Regions from separate parts of the Mus musculus genome. Here region 2 is linked to region 1. Evidence: chromatin loops called from intact Hi-C (ENCODE). Cell type or tissue: left cerebral cortex. All regions are shown on one strand. Links, peaks and the distances in the headings refer to the core of each region. The heading gives the core; the rest is flanking DNA. Region 1 holds the start of Plrg1 (pleiotropic regulator 1). Region 2 overlaps Map9 (microtubule-associated protein 9).

Region 1 (8,335 bases), core at 122-8,121:
AGCAGAGTCTTTGTAACTATAATTTCATCTTTTCAAGATAAAGAACTCACAGATGGTCTCCCCACAGGCTAGGAATCAACTTGAGTTTTCCCTGTAGACACCACTGTAATCTTGCCTACCTCCTAAGAGAATCATAATCATACATTCTGTTTTCTAGAAAAAGTCCTCACCTAAGCATCTTCATTACTACTCTGACGAGCTCATCAAAACGGCCACCATCACAGCAACAACTAAGCAGTGCCCCCAGGGAAGCTCTAAGGAGACATTTTCTCCTATTTTAAAAATTCACTTGTAAACCCGATGGTTTTCACCTTGGTTGGCGGGATACTGCTTATGAGGATATGAGTCTGTTGCGTTCTGAGGTCCCTTCTCCTTAAGGTTCTCTTTTGAAGTAGGCATATGCAGCACAGGACCATACTCATTGCGAAGCTTGATTGCCATTTTCCGCTTGTGACTATGTAAAGATCATAAAGATGAAATGCACCCGTAAGTACTGGAAACACACTCACCAGTGAAAAGAGTCAGCTAACCAGAGAAGCACAGAAGCAGACACGGTACTCCATGTCACAGATGCAGGAGGTTTCTCAAGCTACATAGTATTTTAACAACTACAACATTCTAAAATGCATTTCCATACCATATACGTTTACTTTATCTCACAATCTATCATACAGTATTCATTCAAAGCAAAGTAAGACCTTAGTTTGCAGCCCAATAAACACAAAACCTTTTTGGATGAGACCTCAAGGGTCCAAGTGAATTAAAGACATACACAAACTAATATAGCTTAAACTTTAAATGTCTGAATATAGTTAAATTGTATAGATATCTTTACTAGTAGTCTAAAAAGTTAGACCCAATGAAAGCACTAAATTAGCTCAGCATTTTATTTATATTTTTAAATTTATTTTTACTTTTTGGTTTTTCGAGATAGGGTTTCTCTGTATAGCCCTGGCTGTCCCGGAACTCAACTCTGTAGACTAGGCTGGCCTCGAACTCAGAAATCCGCCTGCCTCTGCCTCTCAAGTGCTGGGATTAAAGGCGTGGGCCACCACCGCCTGGCTAGCTCAGCATTTTAAAGAGAAATGTACTTATATTACTTAAAAAGATAATCTACCTTATAAATTAAATATGAATGCAAATGAGGGAAATTAAGTAGATTATTAAAAAAAAGCAAAGGGCAAAGAAAGGCACTGCACATAACACAATTCCCAGACTAGGGCTGGCGAGAAGCAAAAATATGCCACTCAAAACTCTTCACTACACCACGGAGCAAAGATGGGAGTAGTACTGGCCAAGTACAATTTCAGCAGAACAAGAGTCTGAGACCAGAAGCCGGGCAGTGGTGGCGCACACCTTTAATCCCAGCACTTGGGAGGCAGAGGCAGGCGGATTTCTGAGTTCGAGGCCAGCCTGGTCTACAGAGTGAGTTCCAGGACAGCCAAGGATGCACAGAGAAACCCTGTCTCGAAAAACAAAACAAAACAAAACAAAACAAAGAGTCTGAGAGCAGAAGCTAAAATCACACACAAACTGATTCACTACAAACAAGATGACATAGCAGGGATGCCCCTAATTACTGGGTACTGGTTACTTTTCTATTGCTATGGCAAACACCATTCTGGAGGCAATTTAGAAAATAAAGTATTTAACTAGGGGGTCATGGCTCAAGAGGATAGAGTCCTTGGCCATAAGAGTAGGGAGCATGAGAGCAGGCAGGCAAGCACAGTGCTGGAGCAGCAGCCGAGAGCTTACATCTGATTGGCAAGCATGATGTGTGGGGTGGGGGTGGGGGGCTGGACAAGAGGGAGGGAGTAGACAAGCAATAAGGGAGCTAACTGGGAATAGTGTAGGCTTTTGAAATCTCACAGCTTCTCCCCAAGGCCACACCTCCTCTAACAAGGCCACACCTCCTAATACTTCCAAAACAGCTCCACCAACTAGAGACCAAGCAAGCATTTAAACGCATGAGCCTATGGAGGCCATTCTCTTTCAAATCATCACACTGGGTGCCTGTAAACTATAGTTAGGTAATGATGTTTTTACTGCAGAAGACAAGACAATAGAAAAATGAGTTACCATTACTTATATTACACTAGAAAGCCACTTGCTATTGCCCAAGCGTCCTGTGAGTATGCACTTTTAAGACCTTTCAAAGTCCCCTCCTCCCCTCTCTCTGCACCCTTCTGTTAATATTAAATACTTTAGCAACTGAAAAGGAATAAAGCTTACCTCTCTTCATCCAAAGGCACGGGTTTTCCATTATCAGCCACAAACATGTCATGGGTCCTCTTCAATGACCTGAACACCAGTGTGTGTACAGAATGCTTCTGTACCTCCTGTAAAGAGACAGCCAAAAATCACACATCTAACAAGAGACCCATACACCCTAATCGACATGAGAGTCATTATGCAATTTCCACGCTAAATATGGAGAAGGATATACACTCCTCAATAACTGTAACAAACTACAGCAATCAACAACGAAGATGAGAAAGCTCCTGTCTGGCCAGAGCTCTTAGAAAAGTAACTGAGTAATGCCTACAATGTGTTCAGTAGATATTTACCGAGCTAGTACTGTATGCGGCATGCAGTGTACTCAAGAGGCAACAGACAAAAATAAGCAAAATAATTCCACATTTTTGGAGGGTTCTATGAAAATAGGCAATGGGATGAGTTGGTGGGGGGAGAATTGGTAGATATAATCAAGAAAGGTTTCTCTCAGGTGATAAGCAGAGAGGGAGACAGCCTTACACGGAATAGAGGTACAAGCAGTGAAAGTGTGGGAAATCCCACTGCAAAGGTGTCCAGATAACTCAGAACCGCAGCAGTTGTGAATGCTGCGGAAGTGTGGGTTTCCAGGGTCGGTGAGGTTTAGACCTCTGCCACCACCAACATTTTTACTCTATAACACTGGAACAGAAAGCAGCACTGAACTACACTCCTGCAATGTGTTCGTTAATCCTAAGCACTTAGACCAGCTGGAAGTTATTGAATGAGTCCGGGCAAAAGATGTTAGGCTAGACTCGGAGGACTGCAGTGGACCTGGAACGCAGTGGGTGGGAGTAAGAAACGTTTGGGATACGCAAGAACAAACAAACAAACAAAATCAAGAACCGCACGCCTCTACTGCGGTAGAGATGAAATAACAGTGGAACTGACAAGACAGCACGGACTAGCATCCCAGCCACGGTGGGAACATCAGAAGCCCCGCCTCCCAGGAGACGGCCAGGTACCTACGACAACACACGGACTGCAGGATTCCCTCAGGCTTCCCGCCGACTGAAGCTCGGACTTGGGATGTCATCGGCCTTCCTCCCACCCCGACGTGCCGAGACCACCAGCTTTGACTACAGTTCCTTTCCCCAGATTCCCACCACTTTCATCCTACACTTCCGTGGGCAAAGCAAAGCTCCAGGGACAAACGACTCCCAAGTACCCAAGCATCACTTTACCTCCACCATGTCGCCGCCGTTTAGTCTACCCCTCCAGCAGCGAAGGAACTCAAATAATCGCCGCAGAAAACGCCGCCACTATTCGGCAGCTCTTTCCGGAGATTGGGGCCCGTCGCCGGACGTGACGCTAACCGCACATGCGTATTGGCAACCCGCCGCGCAGGGGTCGAGGGGCGGAGTCTAGCGGTGGAGGGCGGAAGCTAGGCGGAGTTGCGCGGAGCCTCTTGGAGGAGAGCGGGACTTCGGCAGCCGCTGGGCGGGACTGGGGCGGGGTTTGGGCGGGGACGAACGATGTCTCCAGGCAGAAGGGCGGGTCTCGGCGGAGCTGGGCGGAGTCTCCTGCCTGAGGGCGGAGATTTCAGCCGGAGCTAAGGGAGCGCGCCAGCCTTAACGTTTAGGGGCGGTACCTGCTTCCAGAAGCTTGGTGCTCCTTACTTGGAGGTTTTAAGCAAGCAACTTTTTCGTTTCTTTTCTTTTTTTCGAGACAGGGTTTCTCTATGTAGCCCTGGCTGTCCTGGAACTCACTCTGTAGACCAGGCTGGCCTCGAACTCAGAAATCCTCCTGCTTCTGCCTCCCAAGTGCAGAGATTAAAGGCGTGCGCCGCCACCACTGTCCAGCTTAAACAAGCAATTAAAAAAAAAAAAAAAAAAAGGTTGAGAACTTAAGTTGGTTTTATTTTATTTGGCTTGACGCTAAAGTGTTGAGGTTTTGTGATTTACCCAGGTTAAAAATAAATCTGTGGCTTATATGATCGATCGTTTTCAAATGTTTTCTGTATTGATGTAGTTGCTATTTGCGATCTTAAGGCGTTTTCACAGATTGTGCGTCTTCCTGAACTGTGGTTAAGTTCACGGATACCGTCCTCAGAATACTGCGAATACTTTGAGAAGGATGAAACGTAGCGCCGATACAGCAATGCTCTCGCTCGATTTATATTTTAATTCATTAAAAACATGAAGGTCGTGTTTTTAACCTGAAAATGGACATTTCTAGTCTTTTTAGTTTTGAGCCTTAACGTCAGCGCCATCTTTGTAGCCCGCAAGTAGTCATTTCTAAATGTGAATGTGAGTTTAGCCAAAGGATCTTATTTTCTGTAAAAGTGGCTAATGTTTGTGCACGTTGCAAGGAAATAGTAATAGCCATAGAAAAGAACATTTTAAATCACAAAACACTAAGGAAATGTAAGAAAGACCTTAATGTATCTATGTTAATATAACTACTAGACAACTCTCATTAAACTTGTGAGATACCTTAGTCATCCTGAACACAGCTTATGCAAGGCTCATAAGGGCAGTCTACTGAGGTAAACCACACTAGGTTTTACTCTTCTTACAGCTCTTGAATTAAGCCACCCGTGTGAAAATTTCCTTCTTAAATGAATAGCTTGGGTGATCCTATTATCTAGTCATGAGACCCATAAATCACACATATCATACACAGATCTCCTGTTCATATAGGAACCTGGGTTTTTCTGTTTGCTATGGCCTCCCTCCTATTTTCTTGTATTTGAAGGGATCCAGGATCTTTGGCTGGTTAGGAGTCCCAGTTCAGAGGTGTTGGCGCACGCCTTTAATCCCAGTACTGAGGAGGCAGAGGCAGTCGGATCTCTGAGTTCCAGGATAGCCAGGGCCAGAACTACACAGAGAATAAAACCAAAACAAACGAAAAGAATAAGATGTACGTGTCTTTAAAAGTAAGCAAAAACCTGCTCTGGCTAACCTTGCGAGCTGCCTTTTCTGGACAGTAGAGGTCACTATGGCTCTTCATAAGTGTGCAGAGGACACTTTCTTTAAGCAAACATGACAAATTATTTACGAATATAAATATGAATGCTGCGTTTGTATGTGTGAAAACAATCGTGCAGATTTTAAGGAAAGCCGTTTTTTCATTAACAAAGCTGTTTTTTTTTCATTCAGTAATACAAATCCTTTCAATCTCCTTCAATTAGTGTACCTTGCCTGTTGAGCAATGATCAGTGAGGTAGAATGTGGCCTGGTACAACTGGGACAAGCAGAAGGCCTGACAGGTTTAACTGAAGAGTCGAAAGTCTAAGCAGAGACTGCAGTAGCTGAGTCTTCCCTCTGCAATGCTGCTGTGAATGAGAAACCAAGTCAGTGGATCTGATTCTCCGCTTACTTCCTTTACAGATTCCAATCTGCTTAAGAGACTCTGATAGGACTAGCAGGAGGTAGGGCTAGCATACCCACTCTTGGTCACCTGTCGCGTCCAGCATACTGACAGGACCACTGTAGAACCAGTCCTGAACTCCAAAGACATCCCTAAAGCTTGTGGTGGTTGGTCTCAACAGAAGCAGAGAAGCAGCCTTTTCTTGCTATCGCTCCTATGATCCGTATCTGGTCAGATGAGAGAATGTCCTCTTGTCCCTGCCCCCATGGCTCCTTATCAGCTACACACAAGGATCAGCAGAGGGATCAACAAAGGAAGCTGTCAGCAGAGACAGCGACCTCCTACTCTTTCGTTTTTTGTTTTTTGTGGTTTTTGTTTTGTTTTCTGAGACAGGGTTTCTCTGTGTAGCCCTGGCTGTCCTGGAACTCACTCTGTAGACCAGGCTGGCCTCGAACCCAGAAATCTGCCTGCCTCTGCCTCCCAAGTGCTGGGATTAAAGGCATGCTCCACCACCGCCCAGCGACCTCCTACTCTTTATGCCTGCCACAGACCTTCTCCTACCGCCACGCTGTTCTGATGTTTGTGCCAGAAGTTCAGCTTGGCCTTCAACTCTTACTCTTCAGTTGTAGTTAAGAGAAGCATGCTAAAAAGACTAATGACTGTAACGTTTGCAATCGCATGCCCGAGTAAACAAGCAGAGTCACTGATAGGTCTTATCTGTTTATCCATGCATATACTTATAAACTCACTCAACGGATACATTTGAAATACGCCAGGTGCAAGGTGTGCGATGCAAGCACTCATTGCTACTCAGCCCCTAGTTGCAAGTTCAGAAGCCCTTTTCATTTTAATGTCCATTTCCCTCCGAAGGTTGGTACCCAAGTCACGAAGCAAAAGCCTCCTCTCACTCTGTACCGTTCAGCACGGGTTGCTGTGGCTAACTTCTATTTCCTGTCTTTCCCCATAAACTCATGGCCCTCGTCTCCTTTGTTCACCGAACTATCCCGCCTGGCACAAAGGAGGAACTCAAAATGGCTGCCTAGTTCAAATTGCCTTGTGCAGTGTAGTCTAGGCCTCACATGAACTGAAAAACAGTCACAAGAAGTGTCTTGAAAACTTGGGGTGGGGGTGGGTGTGTCGCACGCCTTTGTCTTTGGTGCCAGGAAGCAGTTGGGCAAGATGGGTCATCTGTTTTCTCTGTCACCGATTGACTGCCCTTGACTTACAAAAGAAGATCACCCAGTGTGAGGAACACTGCACTATTGACTTAGCAAACAGCACTCCCTTTGCTCTCCACCAATGACAGCGGAGTGTAAAAGCACTTAAGTATTTCAGTATGTTTCTTCTCCTTGGATGGAATCGTCTGCTTGGGGCCATTAGACAACTCAGAGTGCTGTTTAAATGGCTATAACTCTAGAGATTACAAAACTAAAAGTTACAAGCTATCACCTACATCTGTCACATGGCTATGAACATCCACGTATATCCTATATACCTGGTTGAAAACTATGAATGAAAGAAATGAATAAGCAAAAATGAGGGTGCCTACCAGAGACACTGTAATAACCATAGATGAGCTAGTCCCAAACAGCAGCAACAGCAAACAGAAAGTACACGTAAAATTCTATAGCTCGCACATGCATTCCATTGGGCACCATAGTTTAGTGGGCACAAAACACGGCCTGTTGAGTTGGACTTGCTCAAGTCTGGTACCAGCATTTGCCACCTCTGTGCCTGTAAGTAGTTAACCTCTGATCCTCAGCTCTATCATCTGTACAAAGTAGTTGTTTTAAGAATTAAATAGGCTAAATGAACATTGGCTAGGCACATATCCATGAGGGTCAGTTCACATGTTTAATCCGTGATTAATGATTTGAATGCCTTGTTCCTAAGTGTATTCCCAGCTCCTCCCACATCATCTGTCCTTTTGGAGGCCCACAGGCACTGTGTGGGGAATGACTGTTAAAGCTCAGAATGCCAGTCCAAGCAGCTTGAAGAGGTGGCTGAAGGAACTTGCATGTTGAACAAGATCTGCCTTATGTATGCAGAGACACTAAAAACACACAGACTTACACAATGCACTCTCACTAGGAGATGACCTGTCAGAGACTGGAAATTTAGTAAGACCATACATCTCAAAAAATTATTGAACTTCTTCAACATAGTTCTTTTAACATCAGCAACAGTTTAAATGTCACAGTGATGAAATCCTGCCCAGATCATTAGGAAGAGTTGGTTTTTTAAAAATCAATTATATTTTGAAGGTATATCCTCATATCTTACTTACTTTTACTGTCAGATTATATATTTCTCTAAGGAAAAATAAAGAAACTCTGTGTATGCTATTCACCCTGACAAATGAAGCATAAGTTTGGAAAGAAGTCATTGTTTTCCTGTATCTAAGGTCAGCCTTTGTTTGGACACTCTAGGTTAAAAGGACTTGATGTGAGTTCCAGGACAGCCAGGGCTATGCAGAGAAACCCTGTCTCGAAACAAACAAACAAACAAACAAACAAACAAACAGGATTTGATGTACTGTACTATCAAGAGAAGAAACTCAGTGTGTCTGTTTTACAACATTGTTTAAAATGTTCTCATGATCCAACCTCAGTTTATAAGAATGTTTACTTTCCAGACAAAGGTCAGAAATATTTTTGAGCAAATGCACTTGTTGACTTTGGATCTCCTCTTGATTTGTGTAGGCGGAGGAGAGCTCGATTCTTACTACTGCAGAGAAATGAACAGCTGAGAC
Region 2 (8,335 bases), core at 268-8,267, 670 kb after region 1:
GATGATGATAGTGGTGGTGGTGGTGGTAGTCATAGGAAATAGAGAAGGGGAGGATAGGAGAAGAAGGATTTTAGCAGTGACAAGAAGTAATGTTTTCAGCATGGGGATACACACACAATCCCAGCTCTTGGGAGTCTGAGAGAGGAGTCTCGTTAAGTTGGAGGCCAGCTCTGTCTACACAGCAAGACTGTGCCTCAGAAACCAAAATAGAAAACCTGTGACTGTGCAGGTTTATAACAAACATCGTGACTTTGAAGTTAGTGGTGACCTTTGGGTAACACACTTCCGGAAGGAGACCGGAAAGAGCCATGTCTGATGTGCCACAGCAGCGCAGGACATCCCAGATGCCGAAAGATCTAGTCTCACATTTTATTGAGCTTGTGCACATTACAATTTCTTGCCCTTGCTGTGAGTCTTTTGTTCAACTATTTGATTTATCTAACTGCATAGATACCAGTGCTTTTAATTTTTAGTAGTTTCGGTATTTTCAAATGATATAAATACTGTCCTTGTGAGTTCTGTTTGTTAATTTGAGTGTTAGGTTTTACAGAATGTTATTAAGACAGAAGTCAGCCTCAGAAAGCAGTGGAGCATATTAAGAACACGTGAGCAGCCTCTGAGCAGGACCAGCTCTGAGGCCCTGTGTCAGCTCCCTCAGGTCCCACAGAATATTTCCCTCCCCCAACCTTCCCACTGTTTACCTATGTTTAGTTTCACTGATCAACCTTTTATTCTCGTAAGCAGCTGTGGGCACTGACCTGCCTGCCAGCATCCACACTGAATCTTAGATTAGGATACCTTGATGCTTTTCAATTTGATAGCATGGCTTTATTCCTTGATGACCCTGAGCAATTAAAGGTTTAGAAAGCGTGTCAGACCCAGGAGACACTGAGTTTCATTTTATTTTGGTTTTGGCAGTAGCATGGAATTTTCTATGAACTGCACTAATCCTTTGGACATTTTTTTTCCTGCTTTAAAACAAAGCCTGGAAGTCTAAATCTCAAAGGCATTAACCAACAGCAAGTCTCCTGCCACCACTAATGTGCGCCACTCCTCACACATCACGTCCTCGTGTGTGATAGGCTCCGAGGTCTCGGTGGAGCTTCTACTCTTCTGGCACTGTGACACCTGGACGTTTGTTCCTTCACTCAAATGTCAAGCAGTTACCTTACACTTGGGGTCATGCTCAGAGTGCTTATCAATGCAAACACTGAGACACACAGGCTTTCTGTTGCTCAGAAAAGTTTCAAAATGGACAGGTGAGAAACAAGTAAATTGATAACATATAACCCAAAATTGTGTGAGTTTTTATGAAACAGAGGACAGAGGAGCAATGTGTGTCCACAGAAACGTGGATTAAAGTACAGGCGCACCCGCCTGAGCTGATACACATTGGAAGGCCACAGCATGTGGGGACTCACTGGGGGAAGAGTTTGCAAGCAGAGAGGTGTCAAGAGTCATAGTTCAGAAAATCTGGGAAAAAGCTGGTGATGTCAGAGGAAACAAAAAGGAAGCCTTTGGGACCAAGGCATGGGGGACAGGAGAGTCATGCCACATGGGAATAATGGGACATAAGTCATGGTACTATCCAGAGTTCAGGTGGCAAAGGACTGTAAGGACATATGCCAGAGAGTATTGGGAGGACACTGAGGGAGGAGCACGTATGTGTGTATGTGTGTGTGTGTGTGTGTGTGTGTGTGTGTGTGTGTGTGTGTGTGTATGTGTGTGTGTGTGTGTGTGTGTGTGTGTGTGTGTGTGTGTGTGTGTGTGTTTATGTGAGCATGCTACCATCTCAGGGGGAGTGAACCAAGTGTTACAGCACTAGGTGGCTTGGCCAATCCAAGAACTTTTCTACTTTGGTTTTGGTTTTGGTTTTGCAGGTGACAGGGACAAAGCAAGGGAGGAGGGGGCTGGGCAGTGTGAGGAATCCCAGAAGTGTCCACCAGCTTTCTAGAGCATTAGAAAAGTAAAGACAAGCAGAATACGAGGAACCAGAGCTGGCAGGAGCTGCTGAGTAGAGACTTCATTATTTCATTTTTATTTCTGATTAAGTTCCAGGACACATGAGGCAGATGATTTAGAGAGAGAAAGAATGCAGCTTCGCAGAGGGGAGAGGTAGAATATTTCTGTTTTATTGGTTGAAGAAGAAGATTAGTGGCTGTTGTAGACTATTTGATCACATTGTGAAACCCAAGATTGTATTATTTACTGAAAAAAACTATTTCTAGTTGTGGTGTGGCTCAGCCCTTGGCACAAATGTTTTGTCCCTCGGCTGGAATAGAAAAGCCCTGAGAGTACACACCTTTAATTCCAAACAATGAAGGTGAAGTTAGTTTATAGAAAAATGCACCCATGTTTGAAACTGATATCTAATTGAGTGCCATTCAAATTAATAAATCAGAGAAAGATACAACAGAATAGGATATGCCTAATTCACATGAGAAGAGAGAGGAACAAGAGAGGCTACTTAAGAAAGCTGTGTAGATTAGTATAGCGAGATATAAGGTACAATATGTAAAACATATGAAACTGAAGAAGAACGAAGACCAAAGTGTGGACACTTTGCTCATTCTTAGAATTGGAAACAATCACCCATGGAAGGAGTTACAGAGACAAAGTTTGGAGCTGAGACAAAAGGATGGTCCATCTAGAGACTGCCATATCCAGGGATCCATCCCATAATTAGCCTCCAAGTGATGACACCATTGCATACACTAGCAAGCCTTTGTTCCAAGGACGGTGATATAGCTGTCCCTTGTGAGACTAGGCCGAGGCCTAGCAAACACAGAAGTGGATGCTCACAGTCAGCTATTGGATGGATCACAGGGCCCCCAATGGAGGAGCTAGAGAAAGTATCCAAGGAGCTAAAGAGATCTGCAACCCTATCGGAGGAACAACATTATGAACTAACCAGTATCCCAGAGCTCTTGACTCTAGCTGCATATGTATCAAAAGATGACCTAGTCGGCCATCACTGGAAAGAGAGGCCCATTGGTCAGGCAAACATTATATGCCCCAGTACAGGGGAATGCCAGGGCAAAAAATGGGAATGGTTGGGTAGGGGAGTGGGGGGGGGGGGCTTTTGGGATAGCATTGGAAATGTAATTGAAGAAAATACGTAATAAAAAAAAAGAAAAAAAAAAAAAAGAAAGCAGTGTAGAGAGAGGAGAGAGGAAAGGAGGCAGTTTTACTGGAACAGTTGTTCATAGACAGGTTGCAGGAGAGAATAAGCTAGACACAGGTGAAGACAGAATGAGCCAGAGGATAAGAAGGAGCCAGAGTTAGTTTAAGGCCAAGCAGCACAATTCAGGAGAAGGTAAGTACAACCAGTCAGCTTGGAGAGGAGTTTGAGACAGAACAGCTAAGTTGAACCAGCCAGCCAGAGCTCAGAAAGAACGAGAAAGGGTGAGCTTATCAGTAGTAAGTGTCAGAGGCTGAAACCAATATAGGCCTAGGTAAGACAGTACGGAGGCTAGAAGCTTTCAGGACTAGGCCTAGGTTAGCAGATGCAGGCAGTGAGCAATGACAACAGGAGACTAGAAGGCACTTTTAGTAGTGGCATTTCCTCTTATCACTGAACTGCTATCTTTCATGTTTCCACATTATTATAGCAGGTAAATTTGAGTCCCTTCTCATTTATACTTATTTGGAAGAAAACTCTATCTAGGCGTTAATACAAAATCTACACATTCATCTAGACACATTTTACTTGGTGTTTGAACAACTCTTGCTCTTCCATCCTAAAACTTAGATCTCCTCTGTTTCTGATTCTCGGCTAAGACCAAACATGCAGTTCTTTTTTCTGGCTTCCTTCTATGACTCAGAAAAGCAGTGGTTCCCATGAGGCCCGGAGGCAGCCCCGCCTCTGCCGGCTGGCGGCTTGGGGAAGACACTAGAGTGGATGCTGGCTGTCTGCATCTCCCATCAGTACAGACGAAGATGGAGATGTATCATGAGAACAATGTGGCAGGGTAAGAGCTCCATCGGAAGTCAAGATCTGTCAGTCAAGAAAAGTGAGGCGAGGTCTCAACATTCACAGCCTTGCTCCTGAGGATGTCTGCATGCTTGATATTCCTACTGAAGCAAAGAGGAACCATTCAGAACCTTCCAAAGAAAAGGCTGTCTTTACATCACCTGATGCAGCTCTGCTTCTTTTTCTGCAATCTAGCTTCCAAGAGGGAACCTGAAACAAGTTTGACCTAAGAAGTAGGATGCCGAGAATCCATAGGTAATTCTTACCCTCACTATCAGGTAATGGGATACAACAATGTTAGAGTAGGTAAAAGAGTTAGGAGAGGTTTCCTATTAGTTGTGTGCGTCTGGGTTCTTTCCTCGTCTTTACAGTTTCCTCTGCCAGCATAAAGTTTTAAAACAAATGGGTAAGCTGGAGAGTGGGCCAGCAGTGTGCTGTGCGTTCCTGCTCTGGGGTGCATTCCTGGGTGAAGTTTCACTGCAAGGTGCGATATGCGAGCAGCTCTTAAGGCTTTGAGGATGTTTTGTTTTCCCAAGTAATGGTGAGAACGAACGCGTCAATCCTGCAATCTAATAATGGTTCAATAGTCAAGTGTGCTCAGGAATGGGAATATTACTCCAGTTTCAAGGATATTTGGAAATAAAATGGAAACTTCAAACTTTGAAATTTAATTACCCAAGTGATATCATCAGTAACACAAATTATCTGATATGGGAAGTAGTCTAATATTTAAAAAACAAAAAAACAAACGAATCTCAAGCATTAGCTTTAAAAGATCACAAAATACCAACCACTTCATTCAAACATCACACTTTTTCATGTTTTATTTTTAAAGATGGGGCCTACTAGCTAATACTGACCATCTAATTTGTTATTTCCCTGCGTGGAATTGTCATGAAGCAGTACAAGAGTCCCCACACACTGGCAGATGATGCCTGCTTTCCAGTCAAGACTGCTGACTTAGAATGGACACCTTTCCATCACCAGTCTAAGGTTTCTATCCGAGAGCTTTGCGCTGAGTCTCCTGAAGACTTGGCCTGGGTTGGTCATGCATGATTATCCATTTTACTCCTAAATGCTTTATCATGTCTTCTGCTTTTAAGGAATAAAGTTGGTCTTGTGAGCTGTAGGGGGTGCTAATCCTAAAAAGTGTATGAAAAAGAAAGACTCCCCGGAAGAAACACTGTGACGTGGGGTTGTATCACCCAGATGCACGATACATGAAGCCCAGCAACGGAACGGCTAGCACTAGAAAAGTTCCACATCTACTGAGACAGTGGAGCACAAGGTCAAGAAACAGAGCCCCCAGGGCAGGGAGAGACGCTGAGCTCTTGCACCACAAAGACAAGATGCGTCAATTAGTAAAACACATGTCCTGGGAAAATGAAGTAGGAATCAAATTTCCTGTCATGCAAAAAAGAACTTGAGGGCAGACAGGGGAAATGGGAAGATAGATCAGAGCTACAAAAGAATGAGAGAGACTGGGGAGCTGCAAATTACGGGAAGCTCTTTTCACCTAGGTTTGAGAATCAAAGGTCAAAAGAGAAGACTGACAAATCTAAAACAACACTGGAATGGGCATGGCCTCAGACACTGATGAGCCAAGCTGAGAAAGCAAGAGGAGAGTGGGTGGAAAACCTGCAGCTTCTGTCAGAGACTCTGAGTATATTTCCCTACTATACAGAGGCTGCTAGAATCAGTAAGAAAAAGGCAATTCCAATAGAAAAATTGTGTGTGTCTATAATGCGACAATTTACAGAATATACATTCCTAATACATCTTTATAGCTGAAAACAAGCATGCTCAAGTTCAGTCTGAGATATGCAAGTCAAAACAGAACAAAACAAACCCTAACCTGATGCTTTCAGAGAGCAGATGGCTGAATTCAGTTAAGTCAGCTATGAAGAGAAAAAAACCAAAGCCCTGTTAGATGGATTATGGAAAAAATTTTATGTGATTTAGTCATAGGAATGCCATCTACTTGCACAAAGTATAATATTCATGGGTATTATTACTTAAAATTAAGAAAATGAGTCTTTGTTTTAAAATAAAGTAACTAAATGTAACTTGTTAACATATGTAAATTAAAACCAAGTATTTATTACTCACACATGAAGGGCAGCTGGATATTGTACCTTCCAACCTCACAGTTGATCCCTTTCTTTAAACAATGCCTACATGAAACCCCCTTCCCTAGATCATCAGTGAGATCGAAAGAGTATGAGAAATAGACTAGGTTCCTCACCACCATTAACTTCAGTGCTATTGCATGCAGGGGCTGACCACATCTACAAGACTCTCCCCTCCCCTCCGTGCATTTGTCTCTTTCTATGAGGTCAGAGGCATGAGGCACAGAAGCAAGAATAGGCATGATGGGAAGGGACTGAGGCAGGGATGCAGGCCTAGAGCATCCCAACTGCTACAAGCTCAGATGCTTGTGTCAAGCTCAGAATCAAGGTCAGACATGAGAGGCCACGGGGGAATCTGATCTCAGAGGAGGAAAGGCTGAGCACAACAAGGTGCACTCCAGGTGGACGAGGACTGGGAATGAGAAGCAGAAAAGGAAGAAAAAGTCAGTTAAAGTTAAAATTAAAGGGTCAAGTTCATCTGCACGGAACACATACCAGCCACTTTTCGTATTCACTGATGGCTTGCTTGTCTTTGTCTTTCTTCTCGGCTCTCTTCAGCTCTTCCTTTCTTCTCTCATTTATTTTCTCCTTCTCCTTTTGCTTGAGGAGAGCTTCCTTTCTCTCACTCCTGTGTGGGAGAACATGAAACACTGGGAGGTTAAAGAAGAGTATATGCCGGCGATGGCCTCCTGTAGCTTTGAAAGCCATGAGGTTGAGAGGCCGGAGGAGACCTGTAAGCAGTAACTAATTTCTTAGGGAAGCCTCAAGCATTACCATGAAATACCGAACTGCGCATCGTGGGGGGAGTTACCATTTTTCAAAAGCAGTTAAACTGTCTTTCTTTTTCTCAGCAACCGCTTCCTCTTCTTTCTGTTTCTTTGCTCTTTCATATTCTTTCTCCCTCCTGGTCTTCTCTTTGAGGTATTCTAGCTTTTTCTCTTTCCATTTTTCAAATGCCTAAAAAAGTTCAGAGTGACTCTTTTACTTGCCATGGCTTTTTCTGAGATCAGCCTAAGTACAAAAAATCCTGCATTCAAGCCCAGCACTGAAGGGCACCGAGAGCAGAGTCATGCCCCCCCACCCCCACCCCCGGGGGCACTCACTTGCAGGGCCTCGCCTTTCCTCATGGCATTTTCTTCTTCTGTTTTCTTCTTGTTCTTTTCCTCCAGCCTCTTTTTTGCAGCTATTCTCTTTGCTTCCTTCTCTTTCATTGCCTTCCAGGCCTCAAATGATGCCAGGGCTTCCTCTCTCTTAGCAGCTTTTTTCTATGTTGATTAAAAACACAAAACCAAAAAACAAGAAAAGCATTCAATGATGTGTCTACACAGAGGTCGAAGCCTATACATAAATTCAGAAGTATGTATTTGCCTTTAAATGTCTCAACAGTTACCATACAAGGAAGCGACAAAGCAGTTAACTTAGTGAGAATAATTTGAACAAGCTGATCTACAAAAATCGTTCCTCCAATTATTCCCTGCTTTTTGCAATGTCAAAGCACTTGTCCCGTTGCCCTACTTAGAATTCATGAGAACGAAGCATCTTTTGACCTTGGGAGGATGCTAATAAATGTTTTCCAAATAAACTACGCCAGGCTAACTGGTCCTATAAAATGTTTAGTAACAATATCATGAAAGTTAAGAGATTATAAACTACGGTAAGTTGCCCAAGGCATACTGGGTGTGATGCTTGGCTTGATCCCTGTTTTGGTGCTAGGCAGAACTGTCCTATAACGTGAACATATACCAAATGTTAACTAAGGGAACAGCACTAAAACATGCAGGGGCTGTACCAGAGCTGCTGTGATTCAAACATAATGAATTTACTCTCTAAGCCTCATTAAGGCCTCGAATGCGGTTCAACCTTAGAAGACCTAGATTGCATCACAGAGGTGACCTAATTCAGCAGCAAAAGAGCCCAAGGGCACACTCAGCACTCAGAGGCGCAGCCCCTGGAGGCTGCTGCACAAAGAACTGCCTGGCCCCATGCTGCTCAGTGGAGGAACGCGTCCCTGTGCGCCTATGTTAGTGTGGATCAGTACAGTGAAGCGGGAGAGAAGAGCAGGGGCTCTCAGGTGAGAGGAACAGAGCCGAATCACAGTGGGGGCAGGACAAAAATCTCCGGCGTGAGGGGAATGCGGGTCAGAGGTCATAACAGGAATTGGAAAAACAGAACAGGAAAACTGAAAGGCAGTGTGTAGCATCCAACTTCTTGGCTAAACTCTGATCAAAGTCAA

The links. Hi-C counts contacts between places; a loop is a spot of excess contacts. Peaks named below come from ENCODE experiments on the same cell type or tissue, not always from the same donor. Only the 100,000 strongest peaks of a DNase experiment are listed, where the experiment ranks them.
Region 2: a loop joins it to region 1, with 6 times the contacts of the local background. A loop is called at or near these places in 3 of 42 quality-filtered maps.

What each region holds. Positions count from the first base shown.
Region 1 is chr3:83,050,775-83,059,109 of GRCm38, reverse strand. Plrg1 (pleiotropic regulator 1) reads right to left here and starts at 3,572. Exons shown (of 15, transcript NM_016784.3): 1 at 3,456-3,572; 2 at 2,233-2,339; 3 at 312-454. The coding sequence starts at 3,464. In left cerebral cortex, for the core only: CTCF peaks have their summits at 3,630 and 5,192 (motif pointing right); DNase peaks (open chromatin) are centred at 3,241, 3,668, 5,143 and 6,274; H3K4me3 peaks cover 1,858 bases; H3K27ac peaks cover 479 bases.
Region 2 is chr3:82,382,240-82,390,574 of GRCm38, reverse strand. Map9 (microtubule-associated protein 9) reads right to left here. Exons shown (of 14, transcript NM_001081230.1): 11 at 7,206-7,367; 12 at 6,914-7,059; 13 at 6,598-6,730. Among named protein-coding and RNA genes, the nearest start is that of Map9, 28 kb to the right of the region's middle. In left cerebral cortex, for the core only: a CTCF peak has its summit at 5,052 (motif pointing right); DNase peaks (open chromatin) are centred at 3,868, 5,663 and 7,961; H3K27ac peaks cover 597 bases.